Linked DNA regions of Homo sapiens: region 2 is linked to region 1. The links are chromatin contacts, found by Hi-C or POLR2A ChIA-PET in ENCODE. All regions are on one chromosome and are shown on one strand. Each heading gives the region's core, a stretch centred on a gene start or an enhancer-like site at or near the end of the contact. The rest is flanking DNA. Distances are from core to core; before and after follow the strand shown. Region 1 holds the start of MGA (MAX dimerization protein MGA). Region 2 has its middle 26 kb from the start of TYRO3.

Region 1 (3,394 bases), core at 573-3,072:
GGACCCTCAGATTCTTGACATCTCCCGACCTCTCTAGGTTAGGCGGACTCCACTTTGAAAAACTATGGATAGTTTTCCTCTCCCACCGAGATCTGTAGTACTGAATCTTCAAAGTTCAGCGTTTTTTTTTTGTTTTGTTTTTTTAAAGTATCTAGTATTTAGTTATATGTTTGCCTGGTGTAGGGAAGGAGTACCAAAAGAGAATCTCCATTCCCCTTCTTCCCAAGTTGTCCTCACAGATCCCCCAGTTAGAGAGATCATTTGGGTTAACTTGTCTCTTTGGGGATGCATGGTTGTTAACCAGTCATTCACACCTTATGATCATATATTTTAATGCTAAATCAACATAAATTTACTTCTTCCCCAGAAAATGGAAAATTTTTATGAGGAAACCTCAGATCCTTGAGAGGAAGGCATTCTTGGTAAGGTGGGAGATTCTGACAGGGCAGCTTGTAGGAAAGAAGTTCTTGGGTTCAGGGAAGAGGAGGAAGGTGTTAAACTGTTACTTTTCAATTTTGCCTAGGATCTTGAATGCTCTTGCTGACCGTGCCTGACTTGGGGTTTCAGAATGCCTTCAGAAGTCTCTAAAGTAGCCTACACGTTTTCTAGTTCAGACTATTCCAGCAGTTTCTGTCAATGTTGTTGTATATCTCCTCAGGAAGAGCAAAGTGTAGAGAAATATGACCTTCCTAAGTAAAAAGTAGGTCAGATCAGTAGTGTTGGATAAGCCTCCTTCTGTTGACTCCTTCCTTAGTCTTCTCATTCTCCTTCATAGTGTTTTGTATTGTCACATAGCATGTCACGTAGTAGGTTCTCAGTGCTTGCTAATTCTTATCAAAGAAGGCAGTTTTGGATCATTGACCACAAAATCTGCTCTCCTACTCCCTACTTCTTTTTTGCCTTTTAAGAAACTACGCTTCCTTTTTACTGGTGTCAGGAGCACAGAAGAAAGAACAGCTGGTAAGGAGTAGAGAAGGAGAAAGAAAACTACTTTTTGAAGGTTAGGAGAAATACTGTCCATTGATTTACTTCAGCAACTGCCTGACACATAATAGATATTCACTAATACTTTCTTTGCACCTCATAGCTTAAATGTCTTGAAGAAACAAAAATTGAATGCACAGGATCAAGGCACTAAAGCTTAGATAACACACTCCTGCATCGTTTCCCTGTTTTATCAAGATATCTTTCATCTTTATATCCGGCAATTTAGTGGCAACTCTTCGCTTTCCAACTGCGCACTGAGTCTTTCGGTCTCCTCCCCATTTTCCTAGTCGTCTTCGGTTGTGGATGTTGTAAACTCGACCATCCGTCTCTCAAGGTCTTTGGCTTCAAGGTTTCCCAATGCTCTGGAGCTGTCCAAGCCCCGGTACTCCGGGGTGGAAGACCTCAGATTCATTTGACGGGCTTGTGGAGGTTGGGGGTCTGCGGAGCCCCGTGTGGGTGGGGCTGGGCGCGGCCGGGGCGGAGCCGGCGAGGAGCCCTAGGGAAAGGGTGAAAGGCACAGTTGAGAAAGGCCCGCCGGGCATTGGTTTCACAGTTTCCACGAAGGCTTCGTGTGCAAGCCTGAGGAGTTTAGGTGCCTCCCTCCTGCCTCGCCTTTCTTGGTTCTAGAACCTTCAGTAGGCTTTTCTGGGTTGCAGGGACCCGGAAAAGCAGCGGCTTCCACTCGGGGGGCGGGTCCCAAGGGTCTTGCTGCTGCTCTGGGGCCGTTTGGACTCCTGGTGTTGGGGGAGGGGTCAGGGAGGTGCTGCTCGCGTCTCCTTTTGCGCCTGCGCGGCGGGCTCCGAGCGGGTAGGAGCGCGTGCGCGGTGACGTGGACGTCCGGTGCGCGCGCGCAGGCTCTTCAGCTGGAGCGGACACACGGTGTGCGAACCGAACAGAATAACCCGCCCCCAGCGGGATGTGAAGGACTCCGGGTGAGGCCGGCCACGCCCCGCACGGTAACTCTCGGGCCTGGGTGGAGGGCATCGCTTAGTACTGGCCCGATTGGAGTTTTTCGAGAGTTTGAAGCTCTTGTGTATTTGAACGGCGTGAGAAACGTTCCGCTGAGAGAGCTTCGCACGCCCTCGCCAGGCCGGGCCTTGCGCAGGGCCGCCTTTGGCGCGCCCCTGTGGTCCCTGAGCGAGGCTGCGCATGTCACCTCGCGCGCGTCCCCGGCCTCACTTCCGCGTCGCTCAGCTACCTAACTGGGAACATCGACGCCAGAGAGAGCGGCCACGAGGCGGGAGGGGTGAGAAGCGCCCATGGCTCGGCCCTGCCCTCGCGTGTGTGGGGTGCCGCTCCGCGTGGTACGGTCCGCGTGACGACTTCTCGCCCGGCGCCGGGCTCTAGGTCGAGAGCCACGCTTACGCGCTTTTCAGTTTAGAGCCTAGGTCTCGTGGTTCTAGAACTCCAAGGGAAACGGTGTCGGCGTCGCTTTTCTGAGAACTTGGCGCAGCGTTTTGACACCTGTGCAAACGTCTTTTCTAACAAGTAATTTCCGGCCAAATTGTTTGAGGCAGGACGTCAAGTTTAATAAAGGAGGGCGAGGAAGTGAGCTGTAGGAGTGGGGACTTGGTAAACAAAGGACCGGTGGTGTGTAAGTGCAGAAATGAGGGAGGGGAAAACAGGTGGGAAGAGCAGGTGTTATTTTCTTTATTCCTCTGTGGGGCAGCCTTTTACCTAGTTCTGTTTATGGGGTTTCCCGTTTCTGTTAAATGGTCAAGTAGGTCTCTGCCCTCAGTGCAAGGTATCTGGGACATTAACATCACCCCCCCACCGCCCCCCCAAAGCTCCAGTAGCCAAAGTTGAGGGATCTATGTGTCAGAAGAATATGGGGAAACTAGGGATCGTTTCAGACTGGGTCGGGAGTGCAAAAGTGGTAGTGTCTTGCTGTACAGATTTTTGCCTTGCCTTTCGAACCCTGGGAATGCCTTCTTTCTCTGGCCGGGGTGGAAGCAGGAACGGGTAAATGAGGTCTGAAAGGAGGGGTTACTGATGGCAGACCAACACGAGAAACCAAAGTGCACTCTTTTATTGGGAAGATAACTTTCCCAAGGTTCGCCTCGCCGGAGCAAACACGTGGATCATGAGAAGTCTCGAGCCCACCCGCGCGTGTTGTTGTAGAGCTTGCCAGGCTTATGCGGCTGAGTCCCTGGTTAACAACTGCTTGCTCTGTTCGTTCTTTTTGGGCACGATGCCGCGGCTAGGCTGCAGGGAAAGTGCCTGGGGGCGGCGTGACGGCTGCTGGGAAGGGGGTTGGCAGGGGAGGGTCTGGTGGCTGGTTCTGTAGTCTCCAAGGTAACAGAACGCGGCTGGGTCCCGCAGAGCGATCATCGGGTTCCGGCCGGCGGCACGTGATCTGTCGGGACTCTTCCCCGGAAGAGCTTTCCTTGCGGCATTTTTTCACGTG
Region 2 (3,257 bases), core at 586-3,085, 75 kb before region 1:
AGCACTCCTTTGGTTATGAAGCCGCTGCCCCCAACACCTGTGGAATTTGTCTTCAGGGTTCTCCTTCCTGTTTTGTAATTATAATTATCTCGAGAGGCCGAGGTGGGTGGATCACTTGAGGTCAGGAGTTCAAAACCAGCCTGACCAACATGGTGAAACCCCATCTCAACTAAAAATACAAAATTAGTCGGACATGGTGTCATGCGCCTGTAATCCCAGCTACTCTGGAGGCTGAGACAGGAGAATCGCTTGAACCTGGGAGGCGGAGGTTGCAGGGAGCTGAGATTGTGCCACTGCACTCCAGCCTGGGTGACAGAGCAAGACTCTGTCTCACAAAAAAAAAAAAAAAAAAAAGGCCTGGCGCGGTGGCTCACGCCTGTAATCCCAGCACTTTGGGAGGCCGAGGCGGGCGGATCACGAGGTCAGGAGATTGAGACCATCCCGGCTAACACAGTGAAACCCCGTCTCTACTAAAAATACAAAAAATTAGCCGGGCGTGGTGGCAGGCGCCTGTAATCCCAGCTACTGGGGAGGCTGAGACAGGAGAATTGCGTGAACCCGGGAGGGGAAGCTTGCGGTGAGCTGAGACTGAGCCGCTGCACTCCAGCCTGGCCTGCAGAGCGAGACTCCATAAAAAAAAAAAGAAAAAAAAATTATCTCTCCCCCTTCCCTTTCCTCTCCATATAAGTTGTGTGCACACAGGGACCTGTCTTTTTTATTATGGTATCCTCAGCGCTTTCGCACTTCGTAGGCACTCAATGAATATTCATTAATTGGGTGTGGGGGTAAGGGAAAGGAGGGGTCTAGTAAAATTTATAACTGGCGATTTGGTGGTTGGTGAGAGTATTGAGTGCGTGCCTAGGGCGCACAGGGGAAAACACTGGTAATATTTACTTCACGAGACCTTTTTAGAATTAACTAAAAGTATCTAAGGGCCTAGAAGAGTTCCTGACAATTGGCCAAAGTTCAGTAAATCTTAGAGAACACTCCTCCCCTTTTCTCCAAATTCCTCAGTTTTTCCCCAGGGTAGAGCAAGAGCAAAGGAGAGAAGCCTTTTGGGCCCTCCCTAAGCCACAGACAGGTTGGGGAAGCCTCTGGATCATTAAAAGGCAGAAAATAATTTTACATTTGGTCCTCTAAAACCCCACAAGCCCCAAATCAGAAGGCTGTGCCTGGACTTAGCTCGAGCGAGCCCAGAAGCACCTGGTGGGATACGCAGCTGTGCCCCAGGCATTTCTACCCACGGGCTCCGGCCAGAGAGGCTCGCGCTAGGCGGGCTGGGCCCGCGGGACGAATCCTCACCTCTGCGGCCCACTCGAGAGCGGGGCCACACGCGGGCGTCACACGCGCGGTCACGAGCCGGTTTGCCCCGCCGGGGCTTGGCCGAGGCCGCTCGGCGGCGGGCAGGGAAAGGCTTGGCCTGGCCGGCGGGACACCAGCGCCTTTGTCCGCGGCGCAGAAGGGCCCCAGCTGCGGACAGAGCCGGCGCCCTGCAGGCCGCGGGGAGGAGCGCGGCGGGCGCAGGCGGTGGCGGCCCGTGGGCGCGGGGCCCCTGCAGGGACGGGGACAGACGCGCACGGAGCGGGAGCCCGGCAGCTCCGGGTCTACGGGATCCATCCTCCCAAGGGTGCCCGAGAACACTCCATCGTCGCGGAATGCCCGCGCTTCTTTCGTTAAAGCTGTCTTTGAGTTTGCCTCCTCTGGTGGTAAAAGTTAATTCCACAAGTATTGACTTGGCCCAGAGTAATAGCAAAGAACCGTGAGCCTCCCGTTTTTACGCCCTAGGGGCTCACGCTCTTGGAAACGACGAAAGCGTTGCCTGTTTGTCAAGAAAACTAAGGAAAAACAGAGAAGAAAGCTAAGACGCTCTACAGACAGTAAGCGCCCTGGAAGGGAGATGAGAGCTAGGTGGGTGGGGCCACGTGGCCGAAGTGGAAAAGGCCCTAGTGGTGGGGCTGGGAGCTGTGGGATGCCACATGCCAACAAAGTCAGCAAATGCCTACGGGGCAAAACGAAGATGAAGAGTCCGAGGGAATCCCTAAAGCCAAAAACCACAGAATGTTTGGTAATCATTACCATTCAACAAACAAACTTTCCCTCAATATATTTTTTAAGGTTGACAGAAATAACCCTTTATTAAAATGAAATGTATATAACAACATATAACGTGGATGAAAACAATACATGTGATCCTTAAACTATTTAAAATTTCTTTTCTTTTCTTTTCTTTTTTTTTGAGACAGAGTCTCGCTCTGTCGCCCAGGCTAGAGTGCAGTGGCTGTCGGCTCACTGCAACCTCCACCTCCCTGGTTCAAGCGATTCTTGTGTCTCGGTCTCCCAGCACTTTGGGAGGCCGAGGCGGGCGGATCACCTGAGGTCAAGAGTTCAAGACCAGCCTGGCCAATATGGTGAAACCCCGTCTCTACTAAAAATACAAAAATTAGCCAGGCATGGTGGTGAACGCCTGTAGTCCCAGCTAGTCGGGAAGCTGAGGCAGGAGAATCTCTTGAACCTGGAAGGTGGAGGTTGTAGTGAGCTGAAATCATGCCACTGAACTCCAGCCTGGGTGACAGAGGGAGACTCTGTCTTAAAAAAAAAAAAAAAAAAAAAAAAAAAAGGTAAGACCTGCTGGGCTGCATTCCCAGTAAGTTAAGGCATTCTTAATCACAGGATGAGATAGGAGGTCAGCACGAGATACAGGTCATAAATACCTTGTTTTTTGTTTGTTTGTTTTTGAGATGGAGTCTCACTCTGTCACTCAGTTGCCCAGACTGGAGTGCAGTGGCGCAATCTCGGCTCACTGCAACCTCTGCTTCCTGGGTTCAAGAGATTCTCCCGCCTCAGCTTCCCGAGTAGCTGGGATTACAGGCATCCACCATCAGGCCCGGCTAATTTTTGTATTTTTGTAGAGGCAGGGTTTTACCATGTTGGCCAGGCTGGTCTTGAACCCCTGACGTCAGGTGATCCTCCGGCCTCAGCCTCCCAAAGTGCTGGGATTATAGGCATGAGCCACTGCGCCGGCCAGACCTTGTTGATAAAACAAGTTGCAGTAAAAAAACCGGCTAAAACCCACCAAAACCAAGATGGCGATGAGAGTGACCTCTGGTCGTCCTCACTGCTACACTCCCACCAGCACCATGACAGCTTACAAATGCTATGGCAACATCAGAAGTTACCCTATATGGTCTAAAAAGGAGAGGCATGAATAATCCACCCCGTGTTTAGCATATCATCAAGAACTAACCATAAAAATGGGC

What was found. Hi-C counts contacts between places; a loop is a spot of excess contacts on that map. ChIA-PET counts read pairs that join two places held with the same protein, here RNA polymerase II (POLR2A). Pooled maps may share reads with other maps.
Region 2: a map of Panc1 shows a loop between it and region 1 (4-fold over the local background). The contact joins the enhancer-like site here to the promoter of MGA in region 1. A Hi-C loop is called at or near these places in 3 of 168 maps with a recorded cell type or tissue (Caco-2, Panc1 and naive thymus-derived CD4-positive, alpha-beta T cell) and 4 of 50 pooled maps. POLR2A ChIA-PET finds 5 or more read pairs at or near these places in 8 of 52 experiments (Caco-2, K562, Panc1 and 4 more).

Annotation. Positions count from the first base shown.
Region 1 is chr15:41,658,583-41,661,976 of GRCh38, forward strand. MGA (MAX dimerization protein MGA) reads left to right here and starts at 1,823. Exons shown (of 24, transcript NM_001400225.1): 1 at 1,823-1,943.
Region 2 is chr15:41,584,001-41,587,257 of GRCh38, forward strand. No RefSeq gene overlaps it. Among named protein-coding and RNA genes, the nearest start is that of TYRO3, 26 kb to the left of the region's middle. RefSeq lists a silencer at 1,469-1,578. Within about 2 kb of position 1,836, at least 22 of the 41 ENCODE cell types and tissues checked have a DNase peak (open chromatin) inside an H3K27ac peak, as active enhancers do; they include Panc1, where a contact is called at or near this core.